Regions from separate parts of the Homo sapiens genome. Here region 1 is linked to region 2. A link is a contact called in ENCODE Hi-C or POLR2A ChIA-PET data. All regions are on one chromosome and are shown on one strand. Each heading gives the region's core, a stretch centred on a gene start or an enhancer-like site at or near the end of the contact. The rest is flanking DNA. Distances are from core to core; before and after follow the strand shown. Region 1 overlaps CABIN1 (calcineurin binding protein 1). Region 2 holds the start of RAB36 (RAB36, member RAS oncogene family).

Region 1 (6,123 bases), core at 3,168-5,667, 1.0 Mb after region 2:
CAGCCACGTGAGCCAAAGGCCAAGCATATATTTCCAAGGAGGGTGTGACCACTTAAGCAGGCTCCTGCTGGCCTGTGGGTGAGCATGGCTGGGGTGGCCTGGTCTCCTGGGCTCCTTAGGTTGGCAGAGAGCTGCAACTTCATAGGCCTTCAGGAGTGGCCCTGAGGTGGGTAAGCAGTTCTCTCTCTGGGGCAGTGGTCAGAGGCTTGTGTCCTGGACATCCAGGTGCTTTGTGGGTAATTAGGTCCCACAGGGTTTTCCTGCATAGGGTGCTGACAGTGCCAGTAAGCGCAGCTCTTTGAGCCCAGAGAATCCTCAAGGATCAGGGCAGGCAGTCTCACCAGCCTCTGATTGTCATAGCACTATCACATGACGCTCCAGGGACCTCTTGGTATGTACACAAGCACTTCCTGGGGGGTTGGGGGGTGACAGGGTAAGGCTCAGCTTAGTGAGGAACCTCCATGCTCAGGGCCTGAGTGTTTTTACCTGTCAGACATGGCAGTATCCATCTGATGGGGCTTTGGAGAGGGCTGGCACAGATACAGGCACAGAGTGCAGGACATCGTGTGGTGCTGGGAGGGGGACCAAGGAAGCTGGAACCCACAAGGCCTCGGAGCCCAGCTGGGAGCAACATTCTCCCAGGGAAGTCTCCCCAGAGGCTTTACTCAGCAGAGGCTTAGCACAGAAGCCCTGAGCTCCCCTCTTCCACCACAGGACTCCCTCCTGCTGTGATAGCCAGGCACTGGGACCCCAAGCTGCCCAGCCCATTCTGAGCCTCAGTGTGTTCATCTGTGCTGGTAGGTGGAGTGGTGCCTGCAGATCCCTTCTTTGGCAATGTGTCTGAGAGAGCACCTATCCACTCTACTCTTTCTGTGGGAAGGCATGCGCGCTGGGGAGAGCTAGGTGCTGCCCGTGATGGACCTGGAGGCCTCTGGGATGCAGGGGACTAGTTTCCAGAGAGCCACACACTCACCACAGACAACACACAGTTTCTTCCTGGCCTGGGTGTGATGAGCAGATGTTCTCAGCTTCCTTTGGTCCAACTTGATCTTACAGGAAGTAGATAAGGTATGAAGTAAGGTCATGAGCTGTGCAAGGTGTGAGTGTCGCTTTGGTCCTCGTGTCTGCTACAGCCCTGTGGACAGCCGGGAAGAGTGGCCCAACTAGCTCTGGAGCTAGTCGGGCCTTGGGGACAGGTCCCAGCCATAGTGGCCTTATTGCTGTGTGACTGCACCAGTGTCCAGTGTTTCTGAACCTGTCCCTATGTGTGTCTGTCAAATGACTATATGAATGTAGGTAGATGGCAAGGGGCTGTTGTGGCTTGAGCAACATGCAGATTTAGAACTCCTTGCTTAAGACCCTGACCATGGTGAGGAGCCCCTTGTCCTCACACAGCCTTGAGGTAGCTTGTGCTCATTGTGACTCCCCTGCAAGTGAATGATCTCTAGGTAACCCAGCCTCCTTCTTCTGTGTCCCCAGCAGCAAGTCCAGTGCCTGGCAGGGAGCAGTATCCCTCGAGGAGATCCTGAGGCACTGCCTCTTGAGTTCCTCCTGGAGGGAAGGAAGGAGGGCAGAGAGTGTGACATTACCCAGGCTGAAGGGGCAGGTTGGACCTGGGGCTGATTTGGACTAGGGGTACCTGGAAGGGGCACAGAGTAAGCCTTGGACCGCTGGCTCCAGGAACCAGCCCAGGGGTAGGCCAGGTGGAAACCAGCCAGCTCAGAGAGGAGATGTCACTAGGACAGGTGTCACCAGGATAGGGGCTAAATGGGTCTGAGGCCCCTGGGTGTCTGTGGAGGGAGGAACGGCGCTATGTGATAAGAGAGAAGCTCGCTATGTGATAAGAGAGAAGCTCATGGGGGCAAAGGGTTGGGGGTGGGTAAGCCAGGGCTTGGGGCAGCATCTCTCTCACCTAGCCCGTGCAGGTTGGCCCATCCCTGCCTTTCCTTGGCCTCCCCTCAGCTGGAGTGGGAGGAGCAGCCAGGAGTTGGTAGACTGTCCCAGTGCAGCCTACCTTCATGGGAAATCAGGAAGATGCTGTGTGCACACTGGAGCTGTGAGTACCAGGGGCATTGGCCAGACGCTGTGAGTGAGGCCCTCCCCTCCTGAGCCTGTTTCTCATCTGTAGCAGGGTACAGTACCCGCTTCCAGGCCGGAGAGCGACCCTCCCTGAGCTCTGCAAAGCTGCTCATGTCCTGGGGATGGGGTACTGTTGCTGTTCTTGGAATACTGAAACTGGGGGAAGGGGTGTCCTGAGAGCTGCCTACTACTCCCAACCCTACCCCTCAAACCCAGTGCTTTCTCTGTGGGCCTCACAGCCTAGCTGGAAGATGAGGCCCCTTCCAGCTGTAAAACCCACTTACCATGGCATCTCTTTTTTGCCCTCCGCCCTGAGGACATTACTCCAGCGGTCTTCACTGCAGCCCCCCTGCCCAACTGTAACAGCAAGGACAGCTCGGCTGTGGCCAGTCGTTTCCCCCACACACCTACACTTCTGCCTGCCACAGGGCACTACTGGCACAACTCCAGGGGGCGCCATTCACATAGGCACCGCCTGCAGAGGGGGGATATAACCCTCACACACAGTTGGCCAATGCCATCCCGGCCTGCCGCACTCCTGGCCACCCCTACACCATGCTCTCTGGGGCCCCACAGCTTCCTGCAGTGAGAGCTGCACCCACTTTGCCCGGCAGCGGTCCACAGCCCGCCACCAGCGGCCAGTCCAGGGAACCGGAGAGGATTGGCCGGCAAAAGTCAGTTGCGCTCCTGGGCCCGCTTCCAGTAGAGTGCCGGCGCCCCGTCCGGCCGCGCCTGCCCCGCCCCGGCCCGCCGCGAGCGAGAGAGCGAACGAGCCTCCGCGGCCATGGCCCGGCGCTCGCCCTAGCTCCACTGCACAGATGCCACGGCGGAGCCGGCGGGTAGGAACTTGGCGGGGGCGGGGGCCGGGACTGGGGCCGGGACTGGGGCCGGGGCTGGGGCTGCGCAACCGCTTCGCCTCCGCTGCCCGTCTGGGTCTCCACTTTGCTGGCGCTTTTGCTCAATCGTCCCCTGGTGGGCTCTGGCGGCCGCCCCCCGCCTCGGCGCACCAGGCGCAGCAGGAAGCCCGTGGGCTGTGGTTTCCCCGGCGCCCCCGCGGAGGAAATCGGCCGGCGGCGGGGTGCTGCGCCCCCATGCCCAGGGCGGGCTGGCACCCGGTTCAGCGTCAGGTGGGCGGCCAAGCCGGCTTGGGCGGCGGCGCGCGGGGGCGGCAGGCGCTGGTGAAGCCCGCACACGCGCCAGCGCATCCAGCCCTACCAAGCCCCGGGCTGGGAGCTGGCTCGTGGGGGCGTGCGCTGCGCGAAAGCGAAAGCCGCCCGCCAGAGCAACTTTGCGGCGGAAGGCGCCGACGAGGAGCTGTGCCGTGCCGCTCTTGGGGATGGTGAGCTGGCCGCCCGGCCGGGTGGGCAGCGCGTCCGGGCGCGGTGCTTCGCTAGCTATAAATAGGTGCTGTGCGGGGACAGGAAGATGGTTCCAGCCCTTTACAAGCACCGGCCCGTTATGTGCGCTGGGCTAGGACCTTGCCCCGCAGCGGAGTGGGAGGAGTGAGGTTAGGGGTAACGGTTGCATGGGATGGGGGGTGGGCACATAGAGCCTACAGCAGAGTTGGCGGCGGGGCTCTCCCATGCACTTGGTTGTTTGTCGTTTCTGCTTTTCCCGGGAGGGGGAAGGGAGGAACAGCCCGGCAGTTCTGGGGACCTTAGCGCTCCACGTCTTATTTGGCAGGAGAGGCTGGAAACGAGCGGGCGCCAGCTGCAGGCAAATTGCAGGCTTTCCCAGCCCTTGTCTGCAGAGAGAATCATTACCTGTGGATGGCGCGGGGAATCCCTTGCCCTCAGTAGCCCCGCCTGGAGAGACAGGACCGCGTTGTGGGGGGTGGGGTGTAGGAGTGGGCGGAGGCCAGGGCGCCCCTGGTGGCCTGTGTACAACCCTGCGGCCAGAGAGGCCCGCCCTGATAGGTTTGTGGTAGAAGCTGCAGGAACTTCCTGTCCCTAGGGGTGTTCAACCTGGCCTGCTTCTGGGGCCCCTTTCCTCCCAACCTTAGGGGAGGAACAGGACTGCGGGAGGGGCCAGACCCTCAGCTCCTCAGGGCATCAGGAAGATAGGGAGCTGCTGGTCTGGAAACTCAGTCCTGCCTCTAAAGGCTTCGGGACTCCTGAGTAGGGAGGCTCCAGAAGGGGCAATCTGGGCCAGGGCTCGGAGGGGTGCTGCCCAGCCGGCCTGGCTCTGTCTGTGATGCTCATCTTCCTTAGGGACAAGCCGGGTAGAGTGCAAAGAGCATGATAGGCTTAGTTCAGCTGTAGTCTTGGCTCCCTGCAGGCTGGCTGCCCTGGAACAAGTCTCTCCCCCAGCAAGGTGTAAGTGAAATCATGTGTTAAAGGAGCTGGGCAGGCAGCCTGTGAAGACGGTTGGCCCCAGGAGATGAAGTTTGCCCTACACGCCCCACGCCATCCCCTCCTTTTCCTCCAAGCTGTTTCGCCGCTTTGGTGACTTGTGTGGGTTTGTGGGTAACAGGGGTCTCCCCAGGACTGTAGAGGATTTTGGTATTTTCCCCACAGCTGCTCCTGACCTCAGGGCCAGATTCCATCCCCTTCCTGGCTCCGCTTGAGGTGCTTAAGAATAGGCTGGAACCAGGAGGAAGTTTTTATGCTTTTCTGGGGGGGCGGGGAGGCCCCTAATCTCCTCTCCCAGCAGCCCTCTCTGCTGAGAGGCTCCATCGCTCTCTAGCTGCAGCCACCCACTCAGCAGCTGGCCCTCAGCTCAATGCAGTCTGCTCCTACACCCTGTGCCCACTGCTCTTGGGAATGGGATGCCAACAGGCTCCCCGCCCTCGCCTGTTCCGAGCACTGAGTCACCACGACACCCGTGCCACGGGGGATGCTGGAGGAATCCCTCCACCAGGGGAACGGGCTCTCCCTTGGTTGCTCACAGTGTCGTGTTTTCTGTGAACAGAGCTGGCAGAGCTGAGCTCCTCCAGGAAGCCTTGCCCACCCATCTTACCACGGGCATACAGGGCTGGCTTGGGGCTAGGAGGGCCCAGGAAGACAGAACACTCACCCACTGTGTCAGCTCAGGCACCCAGGACCTGCTTCCTGGAGACCAGCCTGCTGCTGCGTGCCCACTCTCGTGGTCCCCTCTGGGTGATCTATCTTGAAGAGAGGGAGAAAAGCTTTGTGGAGAAGTATGTTCAGCCCAGCATTCTTCATCAGAATCCTTAAGTCCCAGAGCCAGATGCTCACCAGTAGCCCACTTCACTGTGCAGTGAAGGGCTCTGTGGTCATTTTGAATGATGTTTTTGGTGATGTGGGAAAATACATGTACTGTATTTGCTGAGTTAAAAGTCAGGATTAAAATTACCCACTTTCCGCTCAGGACGCTGCGGGTGATGGGGAAGACTCTGAGGGAGTCACTGCTATACCCCTGACTCGGCTGCCCATTTCCTCATCTGCTTGGCCGACGCTTCTTCTCTGGCACCAGCTGCATCCTGGTTTTTTTCTGGCTTTCTTCAAAAACCCCCCACATCCCTTGCTCTCCTAGCCCATTACTTCTTGTTCCAGCTTCTCTCCTGTCCCCTCACCCTGGATCACTGGGAAGTTGGGCTTCCCCAGCATCCTTGAAAGGGATTTATCTGTGGCATAAACTCTCCAATGCCTACTCAGGGGTAGCCTGGATGTGGCGCTAGGAACATGAGGGAGGACAAGACACTTTTCCAGCCCTCTTGGGAATCAGAGTCACCTTAGGGCTACACCAAGGGCAAAGGGATGTGGAGGCCAGGATTTGTGGGTTTTACCTGGAATACTACTTTTCTGGGCAGTCTGCAGGCAGGACCCAGGGGCCCCTGTCTGTCCTGACTCTCTCTGCCTGTGGGCTTCTCTTCCCCCCAGGGGCTTCAGGAGTTCTCTGAGATTTCATCTTGGCTCACAGATCTTGAGTCTCCCAGGAGGCCAGGCTCTGCTCAAAGGCCTTGAGGTATAGGTGTGAGCCAGAGAGATGCAGCCCTCCTGCCTGCACCACCCATCTGCTCCACCCTGGGGAGCCCAGAGTCCAGGGGACTGTGGCAGGGCAGCTATTCCCGTTCAAGACTCA
Region 2 (5,961 bases), core at 1,139-3,638:
GACCATTTTGAGTGGACAACATTGGAAAAATAGTGGCCTCAGAAAGGGCTAACTGGGCCAGGTGCAGTGGCTCATACCTGTAATCCTAGCACTTTGGGAGGCTGAAGGGGGAGGGTTGCTTGAGCCCAAGAGTTTGAGGTTACAGTGAGATATGATCACACTACTACACCCCAGCCTGGGTGACAGAGTGAGACCTCAACTCTAAAATAAATAAATAAATAAATAAATAAATAAATAAATAAATAGATATAATTTTAAAAAAAGATACAAGAAAAGGCAAACAGATATGCTTCTTTCTGCATTCAGCAAGCCATAAAGATTCCTCTAGGAGCGGTACCCTCACTGTACCAGGGCAAGAAAATAGCCCTTGTCACCTGAGACTAAGAATTGGGGACTGCAATGGACCTGAATAAATATACTTAACCCTGTCTTCCACTAAGTTTATGCCCCTCATATTATCTCCTAGTGAATCCCCTAGAATTTACTGCCCTAGCCAGATCCCCTTTGTCCTGCCATTTCTTCTCAAATTTGTCATCCTTTGTCTAAAAAGTATAAAAGCATCTTGCTTTGGCCACTTCTCTAGACTTCACTCTGGTAAAGATCCCCATGCGCATGTAAAACTAATAACACTTGTATGCTTTTCTCTTGCTAATCTGCCCAGTGTCAGTTTGGTTTCTAGATCTAGGCAAAGAGCCCACTTAAGAGCTAAAGGAGGATTGGGGCCAGGTGTGCTGGCTTACGCCTGTAATCCCAACACTTTGGGAAGCCAAGGCCGGCGGATCACATGAGGCCAGGAGTTCAAAACCAGCCTGGCACACATGGCAAAACCCCATCTCTACTAAAAAAATTTAAAAATTAGCCAAGCATGGTTGGTGCGCACCTGTGGTCCCAGCTACTCGGGAGGCTGAGGCAGGAGAATCGCTTGAGCCGGGAGGCGGAGATTGCAGTGAGCCGAGATCACACTACTGCACTCCAGCCTGGGCGACAGAGTGAGACTCCATCTCAAAAAAAAAAAAAAAAAAAAAAAAAAAACAGCTAAAGGAGGAGTTCAGGGTGATCTCTAGCTCCTGCCAAATCCCCAAATCCAAATTAGTAAGTGACCCCACAGCTTAATCTTCCCTTCTCCTAAATCCCATTGGCACACTCCCTTCCCCTAATTCTCTATTTACTTCTCTGCTTCCCGCAGTGGACTCCAATTTCCCTGAGGGTGGACACCATGTCCGTTCTCTTTCCTTGTCTCCCCAGTGCTAGGCATATACCAGGAAGCTTTCAGTACATGTAGGACAAATGAATAGTTAATGGACTTGAATCAAGCTTTACAGTATAAAAGCACTTTCACCATCTCAGGTGATCCATTGAAATAGATAGTTGCGTTTATTTTATAGTTGAGTAAACTGAGGTGCGGAAGGTGGAACAACTCACCTAAGTTCACCCCCTAAGCCTCAACCTTAGCAGTGAAACTCACTAAAAGACATTAAACAGAGCCAGGTGTGGTGGCCCTTGCCTGTAGTCCCAAGGACTGGGGAGGCTGAGGCGGGAGGATTCCTTGAGCCTAGGAGTTCGAGTCCAGCCTGGACAACATAGCAAGACTCCATCTCTTTAAAAAAAAAAAAAAAAGACATCAAACACCAGCCTCCAGCACACTTAGCTTTGAATTGAAGATGACTGAGTTAGATCTGTGTACCAAGGCTTCCATATTGTGATGCAGAAAAGTTAAGGAGCTGAATTAAGTAGGTTCTCAAACTGAACCCCGGACTTCGAAGCTGGTTCCACGGTTTTATAAGGGCCACAAGAGGCCATCTAGCCCAAAACAGCTAACTTTCCAAACCGAAACTAGTTCAGAGGAAATCACTGACTCAGGTCAGCTTTTTATTAAGGAAATTAATTTTGTACCGTGAGCTCTAGAAGCCAGGCATATGATATTCAGACAGCACTGGATTCAGAACTATGCAGACTAAGGTCAGTAGATGGTAGGCAGGTCTATCTTCTGCAGCTGCAGGGTGCTTGACTCCAATTAAACATCAATACCACATCAGGAGCTCTTATGCCATAACCGCCCAACCTCTCCCAGCCGAGCTGATCACCAGAACCTGCGCGAATCTCTCCACGGTCAGCCCCACCCAGGGCTCAGGCTCCGCCCCCGGGCCTCCATAGCCCCGCCCACCGCCCACCCATCCAGCACCGCCCTTGTTGTCATGGTGATCTCCGGCTCTCCAGGGTGTCCAGGAGTCTCTCTGCTGCCAGCCCCGCCCAGACTCCAGGCAGGTTCTCGTTGCTATGGTGATCGCCGGTGCAAGCTGGATGCTTGGACGCGCCGCTGCCAGTCCAACGCAGACCCCGCCCACGACGTCGACGATTCGTGTAGCCCGCAGGTCCCGCGTGGCTCTCGTTGCCATGGTGATCGCCGCCGCTGGCTCAGGCGGACCAGGCCGCGCGGAGCCCCAGCTTTCACAGCCATCGCTGGTGAGTCAGCTCGCCCACTCTGTCCGACCCTCCCGGTCACCCAACCCCGTGCTGGCACATCCCGAGGCCAGGGCCGCGAGGGCACAGCGTCCGCGCCCACTTCCCGCCCCTATAACTTGAAAGCGGCCTGCGGCCCCGGGGCGTCCTCATTTCCGGAGCGCAAACTCTGGGCCAGGCCCGCGCTGGTTGTGGAGGAGAGCCAGGTCAGATGCGGGAAGACAACCGGACTCCGCCAGGACCACCCCAGCCCAGCCTGGAGAGGAGTCCGGACAGAAAAAGGAGACAGAGGGGCTGTTGAGGAGGCTCGAGGAGTCAGAGGCCTGGTGAAGTGAGGGTTTTCAGGGAAAAGGCCTAGTTGGCTGAAAGTTAAGGCCCCCAGGCCCACCTAGAGCCTTCGTCCTTTGCAGACTGGGAGCAGGAGACCCCTCCCCACTCTACTTCCACTGCCTGAGCTGTGCCATGCCTCACAGCCCAGTAAGGTAAGCTCAGAGGGGAGCTCCTCCTTGGTAGACACCTGTCAAGGGGAGACCCAGGTCTTCTGACTCCCAGGCAGGGTGGGGCAGGCCTGGTTCCCCCATACCATGCTGCCTGCTGTATGCAGATTGAGAGAAATGGCCTCTGCCCCATATTCCTGACAGAGAGGGAAGCCTGGATCTGGTTTTATTTATAATTCTTGAGACAAGGTCTTACTCTATCACCCAGGCTGGAGTGCAGTGGCACCTTCACGGTTCACTGCACCCTTGACCTCCCAGGCTCAAGCATTCCTCCCACCTTCCTCCCAAGTAGCTGGGACTGCAGGCACAGGCCACCATGCCCTGCTAATTTTTTTGGTTTTTTTTTGTAGAGACTGAGGTTTCACTTTGTTGCCCAGGCTGGTCTCAACCTCCTGGGCCCAAGTGATCCTCCCACCTTGGCCTCCCAAAGTGCTGGGATTACAGGCATGAGCCACTGCACCCAGCCTGGATCTGATGAAAAGTTAGGTGGAAACTCATGGGTGAATCCCCAGGTATTTGCACAGCTCCTTAACTGTCTTTCTCCTGGTTGGGTCCACAGGACTGTGGAAGAATGAGGTCCTCCCTGACACCTTTGGGGCCCCCTGTGAGCCGCGACCGTGTCATCGCCAGCTTCCCTAAGGTAGAGAGTCATTACGTCTGCAGTGCTCTCCTGGCCCTGCAGCCACATCAGCTCTCCCCACTCTACACTCATGCCTAGAAGTAAAGCAGGTGAATCAAGGAGGTCTGTCCATTGTCAGATTTACCTTGAGGAGCTGGGAGACTGGTCACTGACTGCCCAAGGTGGGACCGCAAGTTAATGGTGACACTGGGCAGCAGTGTGGCCTGGAGGTTATAAGGGCTGGGATTTTGCAGCCAGACAGTCCTTGATGTGAATCCTTCATTCTGATTCTGTCATTAAGCTGTGTGGCTGTGGGCAAATTACTCAACCTCTCAGAGCCACTGTTACATGAAGGTAATTCCTCTCATATTGGGTGCCTGGCTCATGGTATGCAGGAGCTCCCCTGCAGTCATAGTTGCTGTTGTTCTCATCATCGTTGTTGTTATCAAAACAGCATTCCAGTTCCATGACCCCAAATCCAGGGCTCTCTCCTCTTGCCATTCCGCCTCTATGAGCTTGAAAACTCACAGCTCTCTTGTGTCTGTATTAAAATCCAATATTAATTGCAGCAGGGAATACAAATTGAGTACAACCTCCATAGGGGGCAGTGGACAATATTTACCAATATAGAAGATGACCCTGCCCTCTAAGATCCAGCCATTCTGTTTCTTTTTTCTTTTTTTTTTAGAGACAGGATCTTGCTCTGTCACCCAGGCTGGAGTGCAATGGTGCCATCATAATTCACTCCTCTAACTCCTGGGCTGAAGCAATCCTTCTGCCTCAGCCTCCCGGAGTAGCTAGGACCACAGGCATGTGCTACCATGCCTGGCTAATTTTTAATTTTTTTTAATAGAGATGAAGTCTTGCTATGTTGCCCAGGCTGGTCTTGAACCCCTGGCCTCAAGCAATCCTCCCACCCGGGCCTCTCAAAGCACTGGGATTATAGGTGTGGACCACCACAACTGGCCTTGCTATTCTATTTCTAGGAATTTACTTGGCAGATATTCTGGCATGGGTTTACAATGTGCATAAGGATAGGGGTTGGAGCAGTTTGTAAGAATAGAAGATAAGATACAACGTAAACATCCTCGGAGAGGGGACTGGTTAAACAAGTAATGCTTCCTGGCACAGACATGAGGAAGAATGAGGCAACCTCTTCAGGAGCTGACATGCAACGAGAGCCAAAGTAAACCGTTAAGTAAAAATGCAGGGCATGGAACAGAGTGCAGTAGAGTGTGTGCAGCACACTCCGGTGTGTGAAAACAAGGAGAGGGAGAAATGTCTATTTGTTTATATATGCAGAAAATATTTCTGGCAGGATATATAAGCCCCTACTCTCAGTGGTTGCCTCTGTGGCTTCGGACAGGTGCAGAGGGATAGATCCTCTCCATGGAATGGCCTTTTTTGCATCTTGGATTCTGTGGCCAGGCTGGTGAGGAGGAGGTGACTCTAGACAGGTCCTGGGTATTTGGAGTATGTGGCTCTTCCTCCTTCCCCCTTCTTTACCTTCCTCCCTAAGTTCCTTCTTCACACACCTACAGAGAAAGGCTTTGTGTCTCAGACCTGTGGACAGTTCCCCATGGGTTTTCCATCTCAACAGAGGCTCAGGCAATTATTCTCTCTGCAGAGCTTGACAGTGGTAACTAGGGATGACAGAGACTGGTCTTTCTTGAGTCAAAAGGAAGGAAAGTGTGATTGGCACAAAACAGTCCAGGTATCATGAGATGAAGAACCTCATTGGCAGAGCAGACGGCGAGGATCAGAGTTAAGGAGGGTTGCCTGACATCACACAGCTGCTCCTGGTACCTCTGGGATTTGACCTGGCCGTGTCTGGCTCCAGAGCACCCTACCCCAGGGAAGCAGCTTAGGGAATCCATCCTGGTTTCACAGGTGGCATTCTCCCCTCCTGCCCATAATAGTCAGGGATCAAGGCCACTGCTGGTCAAGTTCATCCTGCACCCCAGGGCCCTGAGAAATTCAGTCAGGTTGAGCAGGGTCTTCAGACTGCTTGCCAGGCAAGTCCTTCCCTTTATGCCATGTGCCTCAGTTTCCCTGTCTCTGAAATCAGCTCACACTTCTTACCCTGCAGCCTTCATTATCACAGTCTTCCAGCCATCCTGTAATGACCATTGTGTCTGAGCCAGTCCCTAGCTTAAAGCTGTCATGGAAGCTGACAGAAAGAAGCAGCCAGCTTGTTCATGGTAGCTGCTGCTCTTCTGCAGGAAAGTAGACTATCAGGCTAAGCTGCTCACCTGCATTATTCAGTTACTCCTCCAACGACCACATGAAAAGGTGCTATTATGAGCATCCCTGTTTAATATTTAAGGAAACTGGAGCTCGATAAGTTTCTGTAACTTGCCCTTTGCCAGTCTCCTTTCACCATCC

What was found. Hi-C counts contacts between places; a loop is a spot of excess contacts on that map. ChIA-PET counts read pairs that join two places held with the same protein, here RNA polymerase II (POLR2A). Pooled maps may share reads with other maps.
Region 1: a pooled map shows a loop between it and region 2 (8-fold over the local background). The contact joins the enhancer-like site here to the promoter of RAB36 in region 2. A Hi-C loop is called at or near these places in 1 of 168 maps with a recorded cell type or tissue (posterior vena cava) and 6 of 50 pooled maps. POLR2A ChIA-PET finds 5 or more read pairs at or near these places in 3 of 52 experiments (HEK293, PC-9 and naive thymus-derived CD8-positive, alpha-beta T cell).

What each region holds. Positions count from the first base shown.
Region 1 is chr22:24,153,159-24,159,281 of GRCh38, forward strand. All of the region lies in intron 29 of CABIN1 (calcineurin binding protein 1), which reads left to right. Among named protein-coding and RNA genes, the nearest start is that of SUSD2, 25 kb to the right of the region's middle. RefSeq lists a silencer at 2,690-3,279 and enhancers at 3,460-3,529, 4,458-4,891. Within about 2 kb of position 4,418, at least 33 of the 41 ENCODE cell types and tissues checked have a DNase peak (open chromatin) inside an H3K27ac peak, as active enhancers do.
Region 2 is chr22:23,143,089-23,149,049 of GRCh38, forward strand. It overlaps RAB36 (RAB36, member RAS oncogene family), which reads left to right and starts at 2,389. Exons shown (of 11, transcript NM_004914.5): 1 at 2,389-2,463; 2 at 3,517-3,597. The coding sequence starts at 3,529. It also overlaps a transcript of RSPH14 not described here. RefSeq lists a silencer at 2,142-2,211.